Linked DNA regions of Homo sapiens: region 1 is linked to region 2. A link is a loop called in an ENCODE intact Hi-C map of the cell type or tissue named here. Cell type or tissue: OCI-LY7. All regions are shown on one strand. Links, peaks and the distances in the headings refer to the core of each region. The heading gives the core; the rest is flanking DNA.

The links. A loop is a pair of places that touch in the nucleus more often than their neighbours do. Peaks named below come from ENCODE experiments on the same cell type or tissue, not always from the same donor. Only the 100,000 strongest peaks of a DNase experiment are listed, where the experiment ranks them.
Region 1: it touches region 2 in a loop (9-fold over the local background); 3 of 110 quality-filtered maps call a loop at or near these places.

What each region holds. Positions count from the first base shown.
Region 1 is chr19:5,944,701-5,956,295 of GRCh38, forward strand. RANBP3 (RAN binding protein 3) reads right to left here. Exons shown (of 17, transcript NM_007322.3): 3 at 6,693-6,896. Among named protein-coding and RNA genes, the nearest start is that of RANBP3, 28 kb to the right of the region's middle. RefSeq lists enhancers at 1-418, 7,468-8,027, 8,028-8,586, 8,364-9,563, 8,749-9,745. In OCI-LY7, for the core only: no CTCF peak of the experiment used is centred there; DNase peaks (open chromatin) are centred at 5,291, 6,191, 7,071 and 7,656; H3K4me3 peaks cover 4,547 bases; H3K27ac peaks cover 6,976 bases.
Region 2 is chr19:5,820,315-5,831,392 of GRCh38, forward strand. NRTN (neurturin) reads left to right here. Exons shown (of 3, transcript NM_004558.5): 2 at 3,454-4,020; 3 at 7,435-8,010. The coding sequence starts at 3,852. The coding sequence ends at 7,859. FUT6 (fucosyltransferase 6) reads right to left here. Exons shown (of 3, transcript NM_000150.4): 3 at 10,094-11,078. Among named protein-coding and RNA genes, the nearest start is that of FUT6, 14 kb to the right of the region's middle. RefSeq lists silencers at 6,384-6,678, 7,477-7,546, 7,717-8,046, 8,747-8,796 and an enhancer at 7,421-8,109. In OCI-LY7, for the core only: CTCF peaks have their summits at 3,434 (motif pointing left) and 6,766; DNase peaks (open chromatin) are centred at 6,327, 6,627, 7,657, 7,907 and 1 weaker place; H3K4me3 peaks cover 3,788 bases; H3K27ac peaks cover 3,442 bases.

The sequences.
Region 1 (11,595 bases), core at 2,205-10,204, 120 kb after region 2:
CACAGCCCGATCTCCTCGGACACCGCACTGCTCGCCTCACCTCTGGCTTCCCTGGCCTCACCAGTCCTCCCATCCATTCCTAACAGCAGGCCCAGGACATCCCCACCCCCAAGTCCCATCCTGTGGCTCTAGACTTTTCTCTCCCCTTTTAATCCAACGAGCCTTTCAACTGTACCAAAACCCTTACACGGTGTCCTCCCTGGTCCTGGGGGATCTGTCCCTTCCTAAATGACTTCTGGGACCAGGAGATGGCCATACCCTCTCTGGCCTCTGTAGACGACCTGCTCTCTCATCCAGTGACGCCCTCCTTTTCCCTCAAGCGAGAATGAACCCCTTGGTGAGGTGACCTCCAGGCCCCTTATACTCTTTCTCTGTGGCTTATTCTGATCCTGGGAGTTGTGTCAGGGACTCCACTAGACTTAGGAAGGAACTGGACCTCACAGTAGAAGCCCGTTTAGCATTTGTTCAACAAAAGACACTGCATCCCAGGCCCCTTGCAGGCCACGGAGAAGCCGAAGACCTGAGTCCGGCCTTACAGAAGGAACTGGTCCCCGAGCTCCCTCGTGTCTCCTCACCCCTGCACGGGATGTTTCTCCTGACATCTCCACACCTAACTCTCTGGCTCAGTGGTTATCTAGGTTAATTTCCACATGTGTCAATTTCCTAGTTTCCGTTTTTGATTTCCAATTTTATCTCCTTGTGGTTGGAGCACATACTCCATATTTTGATCCTTTAAAATTTGAGATGTGTTTGGTGACCTAACAAATGGCCCCCCATGGAGAATTTTCCATGTGCACTTGAGAAGGCTGTGTACCCCACTGTTTGGGTGGGGTGACCTATATGTCTGTTAGGTCTGCTTGGTTTTTGTGTTGCTGAAGTCCTGTTTCCTTACTGATCTTGTCTAGATGTTCTATCCATTACTCAAAGTGTGGTACCGAAGCCTCCAACTCTTACGGTTGACTCGACTATTTCTCCCTTCAGTTCTGTCCGTTTTTGCTTTGCGTATTTTGGGGGCTCTTTTGACGATACCCATGCCTCTCAGGGATCATGGATGCCATGGATGCTCTCCCCAGAGCAGCATGTCCAGGTCAAGAGTGTGGCTCCGGGGCTCCCAACAGTCTCTTGGGGTCTACTCGTGGCTCTAGAAGCAGCCCCGGGAACACTGTGGTGCCCCCAGGCATTCTGCACTCATCCTCCCCTTCACCCACCACCTCCAACCTGCCAGCAAGTCCCATTAGCTCTAGCCCCCCGAGAACGTACCTTTCCCTCCTGCCTCGGTGGCCTCCTCAGGCACAGGGTCCCCTCTGCCACCAGGCTCTGGCCATGTGGCCTCCTGTTTTCTGAACATGTTGGCTGCTCCTGCCTCACTGAGTGTTGCTCCTCCGTGGGCGCCCTCCCTCCAGGTCCCTGCGTGTCTGAGATGCTGTGAGCACCACCTCTAGGGTAAGTTCATGCTCACTCCCTATCCCAGCCCCTCTCGGGAGCTACCCTGTTTTGTTCTATCACATAGGGAAATGATCTCAGAGGTGTCTCCTACAACACAGTTCATTCACGCGACACCCGGGACACCTGCACAGAAGGCACTTGCTGAGGACTTGCTGCGTGGGTGGAGTCCGTGTCCTCCACCATGTCCCCTTCAGTGACCTTGAGAAGAATGGGTGCCTAGGCAGACAAGATTCAGATGCTGCCTGACCCCTGATCTCAGGAGACCCTCAAATCCGTGCCCCAAATATCTTCTAAGAGCCTGCCTGCAACAAAGTGGGGGGCCTCTTGGTCCTGGAAAGGCTGGGAAGCCAAGGCTTGGGAAGAACAACACAGGAAGATTCGACAGGGGAACCTCCTGCCAGCAACTCTCCACTAAGACCCAGCGGAGGGAAGCAAGAAGACAGAACGCGTGCCTGTGGACAGAGCTCTTCTAGAATCCTAACCCGCTGGCCACGTGAGGTGCCGCCTGCCCTCTGCCCCAATCCAGGCCTCCACACCCTGCACCTTGCTGGGATGGAGGGCCTCTCCTCTCAGGAGACGTTGGAACTTGCTGTCCAGCTGGCTTGTGCTGCCTTCTCCAAAGCAGGAAATGGTTTGGGGTGAAGGAACCTTTAAGCCACCCAGCCCTGCACACAGCCAATGCCAGCTCCACATTTTCCATTTCCTAGACTCAGCAGCCCAGGAGTCTGGACCTGTTTGGTGTCAAGGCAGTCTGGGGCCACCCCTCACCCCAAACAAGGCAGTGGGTCCTCAGGGGTTGGTCCCGAACAATGCCTGGGACACACTCAGGGTCAGCCCCCAGAGGTCTGCAACCAGAGCTCAGGAGGATTTTAAGAGCAAGCTCCAGGCCGGGCACGGTGGCTCATGCCTGTAATCCCAGCACTTTGGGAGGCCTGGGCGGGTGGATCACCTGAGGTCAGGGGTTCGAGACCAGCCTGGCCAACATGGAGAAACCCCGTCTCTACTAAAAATACAAAAATTAGCCAGGCATGGTGGTGCATGCCTGTAATCCCAGCTACTCGGGAGGCTGAGTCAGGAGAATCGCTTGAACCCAGGAGGTGGAGCTTGCAGTGAGCCCAGATGGCGCCACTGCTCTTCAGCCTGGGCAACAGAGGGAGACTCTGTCTCAAAAAAAAAAAAAAAGAAAGAAAAGAAAAGAAAAAAGAAAGAAACAAAAACAAAAAGAGCAAGCTCCGAAGACTCGAGCTTAGTGGGGAGGAGCGAGGACAGAAGCAGGACATAAGAGCCCCATTTCCTCCTCCTCCTCCACTTTTCCCAAACTAGACTCTACTGCTGCGAGGCGCAGGGCTTCAGGATGACACCGGGGAATGCTGGGTCAGCATCCATTTCAACACCATGATGACAACATCCCAGAGTAATAATAAGGAAGCAGAAGAGAAAGAAGACCAGAGGGCCCTTTGACTTGTCTCTCTGGCACTGGGACAGCAGGAGTGAACAGAGCAGGCTCAGAAAAGATGAAGCAGCCCTCCCGCGGCTTGGGCTGCAGGCTGGTCGGGAGCGAGCACTGTGAGTGCTGATCATGTGCCCCACGTCCCTGCCGGCGGGGTGGGGGCTGGTGGCGCAACAAGCTCCCCACCGGCAGCCATAGGGAGCTTGTGGGAAGTAACTCAATTCTGTGAGGCGCATGAGTCCCTGTCACTAAATACAAGACAGAGGGGCACATCCCATCTGGAATGGGAATGCAGGGGTGGGAAGCTTGTTCTTTGCCTAAGGAATGAAACAGTGAAAATCATGGTTGTCACATTTATTAAGAATTGCCCTGTCCAAAAAACATGGGTCTTGTCAGACTGTCTGGTGTGTCCTCGGTGCCAAGGCGGCCCAGGGAAAGGGACAAAGCTTTCAGAAGCCGACTCCACAGACACAAAGACGAACAAGGAAGAAGCAGGAAGGAATGGCACTGTTTACCTGGTCCCCTAGGAAAGGCCAGAAAGCAAGGCCATGTCAGATAAATTCCCTCTAGATGGCTGGGCGTGGTGGCTCACGCCTGTAATCCCAGCACTTTGGGAGGCCGAGGTCGGCGGATCACAAGGTCAGGAGATTGAGACCATCCTGGCTAACACGGTGAAACCCTGTCACTACCAAAAATACAAAAAAAATTAGCTGGGCATGGTGGCGGGCGCCTGCAGTCCCAGCTACTCAGGAGGCTGAGGCAGGAGAACGGCGTGAACCCCAGGAGGCGGAGCTTGCAGTGAGCAGAGATCGGGCCACTGCACTCCAGCCTGGGCGACAGAGCGAGACTCCATGTCAAAAAAAAAAAAAAAAGATAAATTCCCCCTAGAAAACTGGCAACCAAGCGGTGTACCAGGGCCTCAGTGAGTCTGGCAAGTTAGAAAACCTGGCTGGTCATGGCTGGATACCTGGGATACAAAATAAATGATGGGCCAGTTCAATGCTTTTTATTCTGTGGCAGAGGCAACCAGCTCAGAAATTCTTGTCAAAAGGGCAGGCCCTGAGAAAAGCAAGTGAGAGGTGGCTTCCAAAGTTGAGGGGTGCTGAGGGTCAAATCCTGTGCAGGGGCTGGAAGGTGGGGGGAAGCTGTCTGGCCAGAGGGATTCATTCCAGAACCTCCTTAAGCTCCCTGGTGGGTCTAATAAACATATCTGAAGCTCGGCAGGTCCTTGGCAGGGAGCTTCAGTCCAGTACAATTCCACCAGGCTCGCAGTGAGTGCCCAGAGCTGCCTGCTTTCTCCACATCAAACAGAGAACTTAATCGGGATGTGGTTTGGTCTTCTTCAGACTGTCTTCTGAAAGCCAGGAAGTCTGATATATAGAGACTTTTTCCTGGTACTGACTCTTCCATGGCCAGGGTTCTGACGAGACTAAAAGATGGTAAGGGCCCTTTACAAGTAACAATTCAGCGCACCACTGTTTATCATCAAGAACTCTCAGCTTTATATTCCCCCCAGGGACCATGGAATAAAGTGAACAGACTAGATGTGACGGATGAGACCTGCCGGGTAACATGGGGGTGGTTTCCTGAACACCAGTGTGATACAGAGTGAGACCCAAATTTCTTCTGATGCAAACGAAAACGGTCTGAGTTCACACACACGAAAAAGGCTCAGGCCAAGAAGCAGTTGGCATCGGGTTCCATCTGACTTGATCTATGGCCTAACTAACCTAAAATAAAGTTTACTTTGCTCTGAGCAGGCCCGATTAGTAGAGAAAGCCAATTAACAGGAGCCCTTAGCAACCAGTCAGGGTGTTCTCTGCAGACAGCCTGAGGGAAGAGCCCTGGTCAGCTCAGAGCTGTCACAAGGGGCTTGACAATGGCTCTCCTGGGGCTCCTGAAAGTGGGTGTCCAAAAGTTACGAGTGCTAAAACTACAAGGTGCATGTTATGCACATGGCCACCAGAGCTACATTGGAACATTTACATACTGCTCTATGCAGCCTCCAATCCTGGCTCTCCCACGGTGCCCACAAGCTCATCCCAAGGCTCCCTGCCATACAGCTTCACCTTCCACCTGCCAGTGTGGGGGACTGCTTGAATTTCTCAGGATCAGAGCCTCAGACCCAAAGTCCATGAGAATCAGGATGCTGAGATCTACCTGGGCTGGCCAGGCCAAAGAGATGAACATGTGGACGAGGTGAGGCCCCTCCAGACACTCCAACATGGGCCTCTGTGAGAAGTACGCAGGGCACAGAACAGCGCGTGTGCTCTTGAAGAGCACCTGCTGTCACAAAAACTCTGTGATGCACTTGTTTGCTACTCTCATTCTAGAACCTGTCACCTCTGCAGCTGGAGAGTCCTATGTGGGCTGCATTTTTCAAACCCAGGCACCTGCAGAAGGCCTCTGGGGGGGACCCTAAAGACCATCTGTTCCCAGACAGCTGAAGACGGAAACCTGAGAACACCATTTCCTGTGCTCTCAAAGACCAGAGGTGCAGTAACTCACCATACCTGACTCAGGAGAAGTTTCCGGCAGCCACTCTGCCAACAAAAGAAGGACGCAGCCACCTCCTAATTCTTGCTCTGGCGGCAGTCACGTGCGCTCATGGGAGGGCTGTACTCCCAGTGCACTGTGGGTCAAGTGCCTCCTGGCTGGACTCCTTCCCGCGGCTCCCGTGTCTCACTACCCCAAACCCACTTTTGTGCCACGAAGGCCACTACTGCCGTTACCTCCCCCACACCCATAGCCTATGGCACAAGTAAAGACTGTTGCTTCTTTTTCCATCACACACTGACTCCTCCAAAATGTTAACACAGGACTCCAACCCACCCCTGGCTGAACAGTGCTTCCTAAGTGTCCTGAGGTTTGGTGGCTGTAGCTGAATGTTAACAGTTTCCTTAAAAACCGGGGACTGTTGTGTGCTAGAAAGAACGCTGAGGTCCGGGATAAGGTTTGGGACCGTACCAGCCTGGAAGGCTGCCTGGTGCTCAGGCGGTAGAGCTGGGTCCCTTCTTTTCTTGTTAAGAGTCCTTTTTCCCTGTCCTGAGAATAGGGGTCTTCTGTCATGAGTTACCTACAGGATGGAGTTTTCAATCCTGAATGTAGGATAATGTTTACCTTTCCCAATTTATCAAACTTCAAAAACCCAAGACATTTCTTGTTCTTGAGAGTTCACAATCTTCTCCACCTATAATCTTCAAAAGGCTTCTTAATACAAAGATAAAGGGCTCAGGGGATTCCTTCTGGGTTCAAAGGAAGAGTCTTTTCTTCTTCCTGCTTTGATTGAAGACAATCAGTTCACTGCCTTAACCACAGTCCAAACACAATCAGTCTTGCAAAGCAATCTGTGTTGGAGAGTGCCTCTTCCTAGATATCAAAGGAAGCCTTAGCTTCTTGGGTTTCTAAGACGCTAAACTTGAATGCCCGCATTCAGGGAAACAAGAAGGAAAAATGGAAGGAGGGTGAAGGGGTCAAATTAGGTTTGGAAGGTTCTACTTCACATGACTCAATTCCTCCTGACCCCTCGTGTCTTTTTTGGGAAACAGGATTCACCTCTTGCTGTGGGTATATATTCCCACGGCAATTTAGAAAAGGCTAAAAGGGGATTCGATCTTCCCTGACTTTTCAGCAGCATGAATTAAAGCGAGCTGGAAGAAATCCTTGTCATCTTTTAAGTTACCATTAGCTGCTTACAATTAGCTAGGGCCAGGATCTGAGGGACCCGAAGGGAAAGTGGCTGGTCTGGGTTGGGCTCCCCCTGGGCGGTAGGAGTGCCGGGTAGGTGTGGACTTACCCCTGCCAGTTCTCGCGGAAAAGGAGGAAGCTGGGCTTCAGGAGCGGGAGGCGGAGGAGTGCTGGCTGAGGCGCCAGCAGGGGCAGGAGGTTCTAGGGCATGCTCGCCAGCTGACTCGGGGTGACCCGTGCCATGGTGGGGGGCCTCAGCCTCCCCCCGAGGCTCCTCTCCCGAATCCGACAAGTTTTTTTGCTCTGCAGGGGACTGGGAGCAAAAAAGACAATTTTCCTTCAATGTGAATAAAGGCTGCATCACACAGCAGGAAGGGCGGGCAGGGGTCAGAGGCTGGAGCTGGCTCAGCTTGCAGCAGCTCCTGCGCCTGGGAGGAAGATGGGGAGAGCAGGCACCTGCTTCTGGGTTCTGCTCAACAAAACCGGCTCTCCGGCTGACGGAAGGGAAGTGAGAGTGGACTAGGTGCCATGTGACTTTGCAGGGAGCTCTACAGTGTATGAGAAGCAGGACCCTCGTTTCCAAAACTATGGGCTGCCTGGCAAGGAGCTACTTGGCTTACGGGCCTTGGTGATCAAGGGACAGGGACGATCATGCAAAATATTAAAACCCCTTCAGGATCTCAAAAATACTGAAGTGGGGGAGCTGGCCATCAGCACCATTTCTGTGCTTTAGGAAAGAGGGAGGTGGCTGGAACCCCAAAGTTAGGGAGAAACCAGGGAGGCCAGGGTCAAGGGCTTCTGCCTCTCGCCGGGGTCAAGGGCTTCTGCCTCTCACTACAGTTCTTCTAGCACTTTCCATTTGTTCTGCTTACACCCAGGATCCAGAAAGTGCTTTCCCACCTCGGTGAGTGCAAGTGTGGGGTGACATGGACACTGAGAGCTGGTTTTTGCATCAGTGGCAGGCGGGTAGTTCAGATGAAGGAGGGGGGCAAATCCACAGAGCCCCTCAGCCTAGGATTCTCCCAGGTGCATCCTCAACACCCCAGGCAAGGGCTCATTTGGAAAGCTGCCAAGGTGAGAGCAGCCGGTTCCAGAAGTCTTCCTCCCCACAGTACAACACCCAGCATCCTTTAAGGTGGTTCCTGGGACTCCAGCAGGGCTTCCATGGGCTGAGAGCTCTGTGGCCGTAACTCCAAGACTTTTCTTGAGAAATGGGTTAAACACCTGGTGTCCTAAAACAGACTCCAGTCCCCAAACCTCCCTCTTGGCATCGTCCAACGACATGGAGCCATTTCTCGCACTCGGTGACCTACATGACTACAGGGCTGCCCCGTCTCCCCGTGGACGTGGCTGTGCTTCTTCTTGGGTGTGAAGTGGCTGACCTCTTTAGACGGGGTTTGGGCACTACTTAAAAAGCAGTGATCCGGGAGGAGGAAAGGAGCTACAGAAAGAGGATGTAAGAGAATGTACACAAATTCCTAGGAAAGCAAAAGCAATCTTCACTCAAAAGTAATCAAGGGGACACTGTCGCCTCTTCGTATCCAGGGCAGAGCCACGGACCAGCCGCTCTCTAAACCTGGCTCTCTAAACCTGCACAGGGCACCGTGGTTCGTCCAGCCACCCATGTCTGTTGCTACTTGATGGTGAGAGACTTAACACCTCACAAGAGAAAAATTAAACCCAGAGCTCTGTGGGGGACTGCCTATCTCTAATTAGAACCACTTGAATTTTTTGTAATCCCTGCTTTTGAAATGTAAATATTCAAACATCCTCATGGTAATTCAAAATGCTAAACAGGAGGACCAAGAAGTAAGTCATAAACATGGAAACCAAGACATCAAAACAGGATCAAATTCGTCATCTTTGGTTAAGATGAATGATTTGTATAAGTGTTGAGAAGTATTACATCACTTCCTCTCTCAGATGGGAGAATTAACAATGTCATTCCAGCATTTTCTACTCAGGTCCTAGCATTTCTCCTGGGCAGGAATCGTAAGCTCTAAAGAACTAAGGTGAAGCCTGGAGTTTTTCAACATGTCTGGTAAAATCAGACATCAAGAGTTTGCCAGCCTTTGACCTCATCCTAAAATACACATGGCTGGCAAAAACCACGTGCACCAGGGCTAAGCTCATCACACCAACGGTAAGCCTCAAAAGCAGGTCTAAACACCCTACGACCACATTTTCAGTGATACTGTACTTTCTGCTAAATAGCATTTCTGTAACTGCCTTCTTTTTACCAAATGGCCATTATTCTGCTAGTACAACCTCAAAGCCTCCCCACTTCAGATTAACAAATGCTCTGGAGAGAGAGCAACTGAAAGAAATGTTTAGTCTTTACAAAGAATGGAACAGCCTACATAAGGATATTTAAATTCTCTTCACATTAAAAAGAAAAAGAAAGAACTCTATCTCCATCCAAGGCAGTTAAGAAAGAAAGGTTTCATTTTTGCCCCGGAAACAATGGTGCATGTAAACGCAGGCGTTTCGATGAGACAGCACGCCCCTCCCCAGGAAGCGCAGGCATGGGAAGGGAGTAACATCCCTGTGCTGCCAATCTGACCATGGCTTCGTTTTAGGCCCTAGGACTACAATTAAAACCACACATGGCTTTTTCTATCCTGGAACGATAGGATTTGGCAACCTCACCCAAGGCTAAGTGATGCCACCGGCACCCACACGCAGGCCACGGTCCCAATCCGTAGTGTGCTGAAGTGCAATCTGACACATCAACGGGACCCACAGAAAACCGCTGTGTGGCTTTGCCACTGAACAAAAACAAAAAATTCCTCGGCTGGCAGCTTCATGTCTTTCTTTTCAACTCCAAATCATGCTGAATCATGATTCAGCAATAAAACCTGAGCATAAAGAGCTGTCTCCTTTGAATGGCGTGAGAGGGATGGTGGAGACGAAGGGGCTCTTTTACTTGCACCCCATCGGGTGTGGTCTGAGATCTCGTTTACTGAAAGGTAAGTCAGCTGGTCCCACAGTTGATGAGACTTCTTGATCTTTGAGGATCAAGAAGTTGTTAAAGTCACTATAAGTGACATCTGAGGGGCAATTAGGACAATTTAAAACATGGACTATATACTGGAGGATATTACTGAATTAACATTTTCGTAGGAGTAACATGGTGGTAAGGCCATGCAGGAGAATGGCCTCATCCCTATGAGACACCCGTGGAAGAATTTAGGGCAGAAATGTCACATGGGCTTAACTTCCGGTATGAGAGGTGAGGGCAGCAATGCTAACAGAGAGGGCAGGGGCAGGATACCCAAGTGTTTGCAGTGTCACTCTTTTCCAAGGATTTGAAAATTTTCAGAATAAAATGTTGAAGCAAAAAGGGTGGGGCGGGGGGAACCTCCTCGGAAAAACAATGGCAGCAGCTCTAAAAGCTCGGTCCCAGCTCGGCTTCTGGAGAGCAAGACAGGGATGGGTTGATGGCCTCCGCAAGAGAGAATGAAACCATAAAGGCTCTCAAACCCTCACTTCTGACACACACTGCAGCTGCTCCCTGCAGGCCCTGAACCAGAAAGCCAAGGAGAAACAAAGCCAGCCGCCCGCCCTGTGTGTTTACTTTCCACCTCACTCCCCAGTGGCAGAAAGGACTCTAGGGCCATGTGGACACTGTCCTCCGACAGCGAAGCAAACACGCTCCTCCTGCTCCTGGCCTCAGCACAGAGGTTTCCCACATGCCTCTTCAGCGACGGTGCCACAGAAGTGCGAGTGACAGAAGTGGGCAGCCCAACTCCCAAGGCTGGAGGGCAGTTATTTTTAGAAGTCCATTTAGAATTGGCTGTGAGCCAATATTTTGATAAGAACTATACTTGGCATTTTATTTTTAATTTTTATTTTTAATTTTTTTTGAGATGGAGTCTCACTCTGTCGCCCAGGCTGGAGTGCAGTGGTGCGATCTCAGCTCACTGTAACCTCCAGTCCCGGGTTCAAGCGATTCTCCTGCCTCAGCCTCCTGAGTAGCTGGGATTACAGGCATCTGCCACCACAGTAGAGATGGGGTTTCACCATGTTGGTCAGGCTGGTTGAACTCCTGACCTTGTGATCTGCCCACCTCGGCCTCCCAAAGTGCTGGGATTACAGGTGTGAGCCACCGTGTCTGGCCTACTTGCATTTTTAAAAATGCCTTCCTGGCTAGCCTTCTGGTTCAACTCCAACATGTTTATGTAATTGGCATAGACCCCTTGAAGGTCATACATGCAAATTAGCCTGCAAATCACAAAGCAACAAAACCCCCTCAGCTGTGAAAACAGTACTGACACAGCAGCTAGTGACTTTAAAAGCACTTTAAATTCATCTGAGCAAATATTACACATTACTGTTCCATCTTGCTGGTTGCCTTAAAGTCTTCAGATTTAAAGAATTACTGATTCCTATTGTTTGTTTTAAACCAGGGGTTGGCAAACTGTTTTCTGCAAAGGGTCAGATACTAAATATCTTAAGGCTCTGCAAGCCACACGGTCTCTGTCCAAATACTACTGCTGTAGCAGCCACAGGCAACCGCAAAGGGGATAGTTGTGGCTCTGTTCTTGTTGGCTCATGCCCACAATCCCAGCACTTTGGGAGGCTGAGGCAGGAGAAATGATTAAAGCCATAAGTTCGAGACCAGCTTGGGCAACACAGCAAGACACCATCTCTAAAAAAAATTTTTTTTTTTCAAATTAGCCAGGTGTGGTGGTGGTGCCTGTAGTCCCAGCTACTCAGAAGGCTGAGGCGGGAGATTGCTTGAAGCCAGGAGTTCAAGACTGCAGTGAATTATGATCACGATCCTGCACTCCAGCCTAGGCCAAAGAGTGAGGCTCCGTCTCTCAAAGATAAAAACATAAACAAATAAAACAACAGCAAAAAACAAAACAAAAAAACACAGGTGGCAGTGCTGTGCCTTAATTTGCTAACCTTTGTTTTAAACTAAAAATGGTTCAAAAGATAATAAAATGCAAAATTCTAGAAAATCCTGATTTTACTGAACACCTGAGGAATGACTATAACATCTCCAA
Region 2 (11,078 bases), core at 3,079-11,078:
CCAGCACTTTTGGAGGCTGAGGTGGGTATATCACAAGGTGAGGAGATCAAGACCATCCTGGCTAACACGGTGAAACCCTGTCTCTACTAAAAATACAAAAAATTAGCTGGGTGTGGTGGCGGGCGCCTGTAGTCCCAGCTACTCTGGAGGCTGAGGCAGGAGAATCGCTTGAACCCAGGAGGCGGAGGTTGCAGTGAGCCGAGATCGCGCCACTACACTCAGCCTGGGCGACAGAGTGAGACTCCGTCTCAAAAAAAAAAAAAAATTACTTAGACATGGTGGCACATTCGTTTAATCCCAGCTACTTGGGAGGCTGAGGCAGGAGAATCGCTTGAACCCAGGAGGTGGAGGTTACAGTGAGCCGAGATCGCACCACTGTGCTCCACACTCCAGCCTGGGCAACAGAGTGAAACTCTGTCTCAAGAAAAAAAAAAAAAAAAAAAAAAAAAAAAAGGAATAAAGGGGATGGGTTTGACATCTGACAAAATGCTGCTGCTGCCATCCGCTTCTGCAAAACCTCAAGAATGAAATGTCCTTCCCATGGCCCACACGAGGCCCTGCACGAGCTGCTTCATCCCCTTCCAAACCTCCTCTCCTCTCTCTTCCCCTCCTCACTCTGCTCAGACACACGGGCCTCCTCACTGTTCCTCCAACACGCCACGTGTGGTCTGCCCCAGGGCCTTTGCACAGGCCATGCCTCTGCCTGGAACACCTGCCCCCAGATTCTCCTATGGCTGACTTCTCACACTTGGGTCTTAGTGCATGCATCACCTCCTCAGGGAGGGCCCCCTGCCCACCCCCAGTGAATCTAGCCCCATTCAGGACAGTCATCTTTATTATGCACTGATTGTATACTAAGCCCAGAGACTTCAACTGTGGTTTCTTTTTCATCCTCCCAATAAATCCATCCATCCATCCGTTCACTCAGACATGAAATTCTGGACCCTCCAATTCAGGATCTGGGCCACCCAGTGCCTAGCTTTTTTTTTTTTTTTTTTTTTTTTTTTTGCGACAGAGTTTCATTCTGTCACCCAGGCTGGAGTGCAGTGGTGCAATCTCAGCTCACTGCAACCTCCGCCTCCCGGGTTCAAGCGATTCTCCTGCCTCAGCCTCCCGAGTAGCTGGGATTACAGGTGTGCCACCACGCCCGGCTAATTTTTGTATTTGTAGTAGAGACGGGGTTTCACCATATTGGCCAGACTGGTCTTGAACACCTGACCTCAGGTGATCTGCCCTCCTCAGCCTCCCAAAGTGCTGGGATTACTACAGGCATGAGCCACTGCACCCGTCAGCCTAGCTTCTTTGTGTTCATTCATTCATTCATTCATCATTCAGCAAATGTCTATGAGCGCCTACTCTGAGCCACTGAACCAGCTGGGCTGGCCCTGGGGGAGAATCGACTTCCCCTGCAAATTCACTCTCATCAGATCCCCAGGCTGGTCTAGGATTTGTTTAGATGCCCTCACGTTGGGGAACTCATTCCTTACTAAGAATAACCACCACCAATACCAAACAGTCTCAAGTACCACCAATAGTGCTGAGTTCTCAGGGTGACTACAGCATCTGCTCCCAAGCCCAGCCCAGCCCATATGGTGTGTGCTGTGTCAAAGAACCTGGGTTCAAATCCCATGTCCTTTTCTAACCCTTGGACAAGCCCCTACCCATTTTGTGCCTCGGTTTCCCTAGCTGTAAAATGGAGATAGTAGTGCCTCTCTTGTGGGCTCAGCACCAGGCCTGTTACACAGCTGGTGCTTAATAAATGTGTCCTGTTACTTAAGGTCTGATATGTGTAGCTCCTGTCGTCGCCGTCCATGGGGGTGAGTGGGGTGGGGAAGGGGTGGTTTGAGTTTCTGCACATCAGGACACGAGGCGCGGTCCATGCAAATGAAATGCAAATCCCATGCAAATAAATCTCTGGGTGGTGCAGGGCAGCGTGCAAGGCTGGAGGTACAAGGTGCACGCATTTGGGGGGCGCCTGGGAACCCCATGAGCCGAGCCCAGGCCCGGAGGTGCTGACCCGCATCCAGCCCGGCTTTCAGTGCTCGGTGTAAATGTTTACACCTGGCCGGCCGCCAGGCTCCACGCCGCCCCACACTAGGCAGCCGGGAGGGGGAATGTAAACTCGGGCTGGGGGCCGCGGGACGCTCGGGAGGAGCCCAGACGGCGTCGAGTGTGGTGGGCGTGTACACGTGAGTTATTAAACACCGACTGTATGCAGTGAGGAGGATGCCACCAGGCACTCACAGCACCAAGTAACTGGTGCCCGAATGGGTAAAGCTCAGGGCATTCCTGGGGGCCCACTAGCGCCCCTGCACCAGCCAGAGGTTGAAGTGAATAGGGTAGGCAGCCATGGAAGGCTCCCTGGAGGAGGCACCCTCCAAGCTGAGATTGCAAGGGGAGTGAGAGCTAGGTACAGTGACTCACGCCTGTAATCCCAGCTCTTTGGGAGGCCAAAGTGGAAGGATAGCTTGAGCCCAGGAGTTTGAGACCAGCCTGGGCAACGTTGTGAGATTCCCCTCTCTATTAAACAAAAACAAAAACAAAAAAAATTAAAAATTAGCCAGGCACGGTGGCTCATGCCTGTAGTCAGTCCTAGCTACTTGGGAGGCTGAGGTGGGAGGATCGCTTGAGCCTAGGAGGTGGAGGCTGCAGTGAGCTGTGATCACACCACTGCACTCCAGCCTGGGTGACAGAGCAAGACCCTGTCTCAAAAAAAAAGAAAGAGAGAGAGAGAAAGAAAGAAAGGAAAGAAAGGAAGAGAAAAAGAAAGAGAGAAGAAAGAAAGAAAAAGGAAAGAAAGAAAGAGAAAGAGAGAGAGGAGGCTGGGTGCGGTGGCTCATGCCTGTAATCCCAGCACTTTGGGAGGCCAAGGTGGGCGGATCACTTGAGTTCAGGAGCTTGAGACCAGCATAGCTAACAGGGAGAAACCCTGTCTCTATTAAAAATACAAAAATTAGCCAGTCATGCTGGCAGGTGCCTGTAATCCCAGCTACTCGGGGGGCTGAGGCAGGAGAATCGCTTGAACCCGGGAGGCAGAGGTTGCAGTGAGCTGAGATTGCGCCACTGCACTCCAGCCTGAGGGACAAGAGTGAGACTCCATCTCCAAAAGAAAAAAAGAAAAAGAGAAAGAAAGGGGAGTGGGAGTGGGGAGGGAGGGAAGAAGTGTTCTCCATGCAAGGACCTATCTGTGCAAAAGCCCAGAGCTGGGACTCCATGTCCAGGGCAGCTCTGGTCCATTGCTGCCCACTTCTGGGCCTGCTTATCCATCTGGATGGGAAACAGGCTCAGAGAGGGGCAGAGTCAATGGAGGACACCAGCATGTAGGGAACAGTGTCAGCCCCAGATTCCTGCCTCCAGACTGTCCTAAACACCACCCTCCCCGCGCCTTTGTCCCACACTGCCACCTGCCGGGAATGACCTCTCCTCCTTTCACTCTTCCCCCTGGCTCCTCAGCTGCAGCCGCTCCGGCCTCCTTGCTGTTCCTGGGATACGCCACACTCAGTCTGGCCTCGGGGCCTTTGCACTGGCTGTGTCCCCTGCCTGTGATGCCATTCTCCTCTGCCTGGCCAACTCCTACGTTTATTCAAGTCTGGACCTTGTCATCGGCTCCTCAGGAAGGCACTCCGGGACCCCCAGATGGGGGCGGTTCCCTGTGACTCCTGGCACGGAGGCCAACCCCTTCCTTGTTCAATGGTTCCTTGAGGGACCATTCCCATGTGATTATCGACCATTCGGCAGGCGTTCAAAGTCAAAGGCCCCACACTGAGTCCTGGCCCAGCGCCCTGTGCCCGTTGGCTGCTGGAGGGACAGACGGGGCGTGCGGCTGACCATCCCGTGCCCGCAGGCTGAGGATGCAGCGCTGGAAGGCGGCGGCCTTGGCCTCAGTGCTCTGCAGCTCCGTGCTGTCCATCTGGATGTGTCGAGAGGGCCTGCTTCTCAGCCACCGCCTCGGACCTGCGCTGGTCCCCCTGCACCGCCTGCCTCGAACCCTGGACGCCCGGATTGCCCGCCTGGCCCAGTGTAAGCTCCTCCTCTGTGTGGGGTCAGATACCCCCAACGTAAGGGGTAGAATTTCAGGCAGTGGAGTGGGAGGTGGTGGGGGGGTGTCATAGGTTTTTTAAAGATAGGGCCAGCCAGCCCCCTTGCAGGGAGGCAGGGACAGACATCCTAAAAGATTATTCAGGGCAAGGCATGGTGGCGCCTGCCTATAATCCCAGCACTTTGGGAGGCTGAGACAGGAGGATCTCTTGAGCCCAGGAGTTCATGACCAGCCAGGGCAATGTAGCGAGACCGCCATCTCTACAAAAAACTTCAGAAATTAGCCAGGTGTAGTGGCGCACGCCTGTAGTTCCAGCTACTTGGGAGGCTGAGGTGGGAGGATCACTTGAGCCCAAGAGTTCAAGGCTGCATTGAGCTATGATTGCACCACTATACTCCAGCCTGAGCAACAGAGCAAGATTCTGTCTCAAAACATTATAATAATAAATACATTTTCTAAAAAAAGATGGGGTGGAGGGAGGTTGCAAATTCCCCCAATGGCCTGGTGGAGCTAGGGTGACTTCTGGGAACTGGGGTCTTTCGGCTCAGCTGTCACAAGGAATTAGGCTCTGCCCTGAGGTCCCGTGGGGGCCAGATGGAGATTAGACCTGGGCATTCGCCTGGTTGGCCCCCGCGGCGCAGCAGGGGGGGCGGTGGGAGGAGAGAGAGGCTGGATCTGAGGTCCCAGTGACCTGCCCCAGGGGACAGGGACCAAGGGGAGGCGGGAGATGGAGCAGGAGCTAAAAACCGGAAGAAAGGCCCAGAGATTCGAAGGGGTGAGGAGGGGTGGAGAGAGGAGAGACGGGGCTGGGGGCACAGACACGGGCAAAAGTGCTGCTATAGGGACACAGAAATGCCCACCCTGAGGGCAAGACCCTCGCCCAACTCCCCACCAATCCCTAATGCCTGCCCCACCGCAGGTGCTGTGGGGTGAGGGTGGTGCGTGGGCCCTGACCCCTGTGCCCACGCACATGTCCATGCGTGCGCCTGCGCGGGCATCTGAGGCGTGGATGCCGGCAGGGTGCGTGTGCAGCGCCTTTGGGTGTGGGCCACGAGTACGCCCATGTGCGCGTCTGCGCCCGCCCCTGCCAGCCCACACAATCCTCTTTTCTTGTCCTTACAATGCACAAGGGTGGCCTCCAGCACGAGCTCCACTTCTGTCCTCCCACCACTTCCCTCTCTGCAAGCGGCGTGAAGTCCTTCCTAGGACTCTGGGACAGAGACCCGGGCGGGACCCCCAAAATCCAGTGCTCCAGGACTTGGGGTGCGGGGGGCAAAGCACGAATGGAGGAATTTCAGGCACTGCGGAGGGTCAGGGCCCATGGGCGGGTGCCTGTCTGCCCTACTGCAAAAAGCGAGTGGCCACTGACTCCCCAAGTCCCCATGTTCTAGGCTCCTGGTGGAATTTCAGGCTGGGGACCTTGTGTTCTAGCCCCTGTGCAAGCAGCCAGCCCCGCTGCAGGGAGGCAGGGACAGACATCCTAAAAGATGATTCATTGTTGCCAGGTGCGGTGGCTCACGCCTGTGATCCCAGCACTTTGGGAGGCCGAGGTGGGCGGATCACGAGGTCAGGAGATGGAGACCATTCTGGCTAACACTGTGAAACCCTGTCTCTACTAAAATTACAAAAAAATTAGCCGGGCGTGGTGGCGGGCGCCTGTAGTCCCAGCTACTCGGGAGGCTGAGGCGGGAGAATGGCGTGAACCCGGGAGGCGGAGCTTGCAGTGAGCCGAGATCGCGCCACTGCACTCCAGCCTGGGCGACAGAGCGAGACTCCGTCTCAAAAAAAAAAAAAAGATTATTCATTGTTTATATGGAATTCAGATTTAGCCGGGCACCTGTATTGTATCGGGCAAGCCCACAAATGTCTGCTTCGATGCACCCCTCTGGGGTTGGGTGTGCCCCCTAACCCCCCAGCACAGTCCTGGCCACTCCAGTCCTGCTCCGGGGCTTAAAGAACACGGACTAGGTTGCTCAGTCATCGCCCACCCCCCGCACCGATTTCCCACCCTCTCAGCCCCGGCCAAGACAGAGATCATGGAAGCTTCATGGGACAGACAGGGAAACTGAGGCCTGAGGTTGCAAGTGGCGAAAGTGGCAGAGTCATGCTCTGAGGCTGGGTTTGTCTCGTTTCTGAGACCCCCTGTGGGAACAGACATCTCCTCCCCCACCAAACCCCAGGAGACAGACAGCCCCTCCTTCCCCAGGGCCACCCAGAGGCTCATTCTTTTGACAGCCAGGTGCACCAGCCCGGGGGGCAGGTGGGGACTAAAGATTTCCTCTCCCAACCACAAGCGTGACTGCCACCTGCTCTGGGGCTGGGAGTCCCCTGCCTGCAGGTCCGCCAGCAGCGCTGCCTGTCATTCCAGCGTCTGCAGTTCTCTCCCGGGGCTTCCGAGTTTGGGGGTGGAGCCACCGCTTGGGTAATAAATTTAGGCTGCCAGGCCCTGGGAATCGGTGACTTGGGCACCTCCTGGCGAGTGTGGGAGAAAGCGGCTGGACCTGGGCCAAACTTGGGTGAACGATGAAGGCAGGAAGAATGACCTTTAAGCCCGCCTCTGTCGCTCTCTCTCGGCCACCTGCTAATGATGTGACCTTGGGATGGTCCGTTTTGTCACCTGTCACATGGGGGTGGCCTTGACAGTAGCTGCTGCCACTCCATGGAGTGGGGTCCCCACACAGGCTTCGGATGCAGTAGGCTGCGGTACCTGCTGCTCCTCTGCATTCTGAGAAACCCAAACACCCCGATTCATTTCTTGGATAGGGAAACTGAGGCTCCACTGCACAGCGGGGCAGTGGGGATGGAGGGAGTCTGAAAAGCCCGGGGCCTCAGAGCAGACGTCGGGGCCTGAAGAGGGGGCTCTAGAGACCTATGACAACCTCACTAAAGAGGGATAGGGCATGGGAAGCAGCCCCCCAGTGCTGCCCAGAGAGGATGCACCAGTGTCCTGGGGCAGCCCAGCATAGGGGCGGGGTCCAGATAGATTTGCGATGGAGGACGAGGAGAATGGAGCAGCAATGGGGTGAGAGAGGGGCCCAGAGGAGGTGAGTTAGAGACCCCGGTCAGCTCAGCTCAAGGTGAGACGGGCTGGAAAGCGGCCCAGAAAGGATGGACCAGGTTCTGGGCAGCCAATATAGGCTCAGGGTTCAGAAAGGGGTTTTGGACCAGCGTAGGGGTGTGAGTGTGTACGTGCCCCCCAGTGCCGCCCAGAGAGGGTGCATGAGCAGCTCAGCAAGAGGGTGGGGAAATTTGGGACCTGGGAGTGAGACGAGAAGCCGTCTAGGCCTGGCGTCCCAGCAAGGGTCTTCGTTTGCAGGGGTACAGAGAGGGTAGGGGGCTCCCTCCCACCCCCTGCACCCACTGACCCCCCCTCCTTTCTCTTCCTCCCCTCGCAGACCGTGCACTCCTGCAGGGGGCCCCGGATGCGATGGAGCTGCGCGAGCTGACGCCCTGGGCTGGGCGGCCCCCAGGTCCGCGCCGTCGGGCGGGGCCCCGGCGGCGGCGCGCGCGTGCGCGGTTGGGGGCGCGGCCTTGCGGGCTGCGCGAGCTGGAGGTGCGCGTGAGCGAGCTGGGCCTGGGCTACGCGTCCGACGAGACGGTGCTGTTCCGCTACTGCGCAGGCGCCTGCGAGGCTGCCGCGCGCGTCTACGACCTCGGGCTGCGACGACTGCGCCAGCGGCGGCGCCTGCGGCGGGAGCGGGTGCGCGCGCAGCCCTGCTGCCGCCCGACGGCCTACGAGGACGAGGTGTCCTTCCTGGACGCGCACAGCCGCTACCACACGGTGCACGAGCTGTCGGCGCGCGAGTGCGCCTGCGTGTGACCCTACCTCACTCGGCCGGCGCGGCGGCCACTCCCCCCGCCTCGACGGCACCACTGGCCGGCCCCGCGAAAGACTGCGCGTGCGTAGAGCACGCCGGCGCGGCCCCGGGACTCTCGCGATAACTGTACTGAGATAAAGTGTGGCAACTCGAGCTGGCTGGTGATTCATCCTCGGCGAGGGGCTCGCGTGTGGGCCACGTCGCCGTCTCCACCGGGAAAGCGGGGACCAGTGGGGGGGGCCCAGCTGCAGGGTAGTGGGAGGATGCTGTTTGCTTTGGGGGAAGGGTAGATGCAAAGTGGGTCCAGTTTATGGCGGACAAAAAGGAAAATGGGGTGAATGGGGCTATGTTGGCAGGGACCGTCCTTCCTGCCTCCCTACGGGTCCCTCTGCCCGTCCCGAGCGTGTTCCGGTCCGCACCTCTTCGCTGTGTGGGCTTCTGGGGAGGGGAAAGGGAAGCTACGCTCGGATGAAGAGACCGAGGTCTAGGTGGACCCCGTTTCCCCAGCTTGTTCCCTTCCGCACCTCTCCGCGGTGCGGGCTTCTGGGATGAAGACACTGAAGTCTAGGTGGGCCCAGTTTCCCCAGATTGTCGCTGACTGCACCTCTCGCTTCTGGGATGAAGAGACTGAGGTCTAGGTGGACCCAGTTTCCCCAGCTTGTTCCTGACTGCACCTCTCTGCTGTGTGGACTTCTGGAGAGGGGGAAAGGGGGAGACACTGTGGGTGAGGAGCCTGAGATCCAGGTGGAATCAGTTCCCCAGCGTCTCCCTGTCCGCACTGATCCCGCTATGTGGGTTTCTAGGAAGGGGGAGCCACTCTGGGGGTGAGGAGAGTGAGGTCCAGGTGGACCTGGGCCTCCCTTATCCGACGGCCTCCTCGGGCCGGTCTTCGCCCACCAGGGTGAGCTGAAAGCCACTATCTCCTTCCACCAGCTACTAAAAATACCCGCACGCTGCCCACCTCCCGGCGGGGAGAGGCCTGGGGCGGGCGCCAGCCCCATCCAGCCCGAAGCCGGCGCCTGCTGGTGTAGAGCTGGGTCCCCAGAGACCTGGGTCCTCGGCCCATAAAAGCCCTGGCCGGGCCTCCACGGGGGGGATTTACGACGAGCCCCTGCGGAGTATGGAAAAAGCCCGGCTCGGTGTTTAGATTTCCCCACGGTGTCACCTTGATGCTTGGCAGGCCTCGGGTGTTGGGTTGCCAGAGCGCGGGAGGGGTCGGCGGGTCCCACGGTCGGTCTGAGGGGCGGGGAAGGGGCGGGCACTGCGAGCCCAGAGCAGGCACCGGCGAGGCGAGACTCCTCCCCTCCTGCCCCTCAGACTGGGGGTTCCCAAGGCTACAACCCTTCTCCTTAGCTGGGCCCCCTCCCCTCCTTCCCACACGTCTGCCCTTAGGACCACCCTCTAACCACAGTGTCCCTTCCCAGGCTCAGCCCGCATCCCCCCACCCCCCGCAAAGCTGGAGGGCGCAGATCGGAAACCGCCCCCAGGGAGAATCACCCAGCCATGAAGGAACATCCCTAGCCCCTGGCTCCCGGGGACCCACAGCTACAGCTGGAGACACTCAAGGCGGCTAATCAGCAGGACTTCCAGGGAGCCCTGAGAGCAGGGCTTGGCGGCCAGGCGGGTGATCTGCTTGGGAAGCAGTTTCAGGGCTGCCGCTGGCTGGGGTCCCCGCCTACCCCCGCAGTCTTCTGACTCTGAGGTTTAAGGTGGTGGATTCCTCCACCCTTTGGGCCGACTCAGCCCGGCCTCCGCAGAGAGGCCGGAGTTCCCAGACGCTGCGGAAGCCCAAGTGACGCTTACTCCGAGCCTCAGTTTCCCCATCCTAGATGGCCTGGCCTCAGAGAGGAGTGTTGTTCAGCCCAGGACACACAGCGAGAAAGCTGACCATCAGGGGTCTGCCGCCCCCCCGAAGCTCCCCTGCCACAGTGTGCATGTGTGTGTGAGTGTTGCCCACCCTCCGGGGCCTCCCGGACCTCGGCCTTCCTGTCTCCCACCCAGATCCAGCGTCCCAACCACAGGGCGCGGGCCCAGCCCACCAGGGAATTGGAACATAAATAAACCGAGAAGCCCCTGCAGTTCCCTGGGGCTGCGGTTGTCATCAGCGCATCGGCACACCGGATGAGGGTCTCTCTCACACACACACACAAGCACACTCACAAGACACAGAGATCACCACCCATAAGGGCTCAGCAGGCAGGACCCATGATCCTACACAGTCACCTTCCACACAGAATTGCACACTCAGAAAGGGACACTCCCCCCTTTTTTTTTTTTTCTTGAGACAGTCTCACTGTGTCGCCCAGGTTGGAGTGCAGTGGTGCGATCATGGCTCCCTACAACATCTGCCTCCTGGGTTCAAGCGATTCTTGTGTCTCAGCCACCTGGGTAGCTGGGATTACAGGCACCGGCCACCGCACCCAGCTAATTTTTTTTTTTTTTTTTTTTTTTTTTGAGACAGAGTCTCGCTCTGTCGCCAGGCTGGAGTGCAGTGGCGCGATCTCGGCTTACTGCAACCTCCGACTCTCTGGTTCAAGCGATTCTCCTGCCTCAGCTTCCCAAGTAGCTGGGATTACAGGCATGCACCACCACGCCCGGCAAATTTTTGTATTTTTAGTAGAGACGGGTTTCACCATATTGGCCAGGATGGTCTCGATCTCCTGACCTTGTGATCCGCCTGCCTCGGCCTCCCAAAGTGCTGGGATTACAGGTGTGAGCCACCGCACCCGGCCTCATCATCGGTTTTCTTTGCAGTATTACATCTGGAAACGGTGCGGTGATTATCTCTCTGCACCCCTCACAGGCGGCTAACAACATCACAAACAAATCAGCCAGAACCATCACTCATGGGTGGGGCCCCATGGGTGCCAGTTCCCAGGGCCCAGTGCCCTCCAGGGTGAGGTCCCCAGCAGGTGAGGCTCCTAGCAGGTGAGATTCAGTGTGGAAGGTCTCTGGGAGCAGGTCCCAGCAGGTAAAGTCCCCAACAGCCGAGGTCCCCAGTAGGCAAAGTCCCCAGGAGACATCCCCAGCAGGCCAGGCTTCCGCAGGGGACGCTCCTGGAAGCCAGCATGTGAAATCCCAGGTAAGGGACATACCTGGCCACCGAAGACTCCAGCAGGTGAGGCCCCAGGAAAGTGAGGACCCAGGTAGGTGAATCCCCAGGCAGGTGAAGCTGCAACAGGTGACCGTCCCAGGCAGGTGAGTCCTCAGGCAGGTGAAGC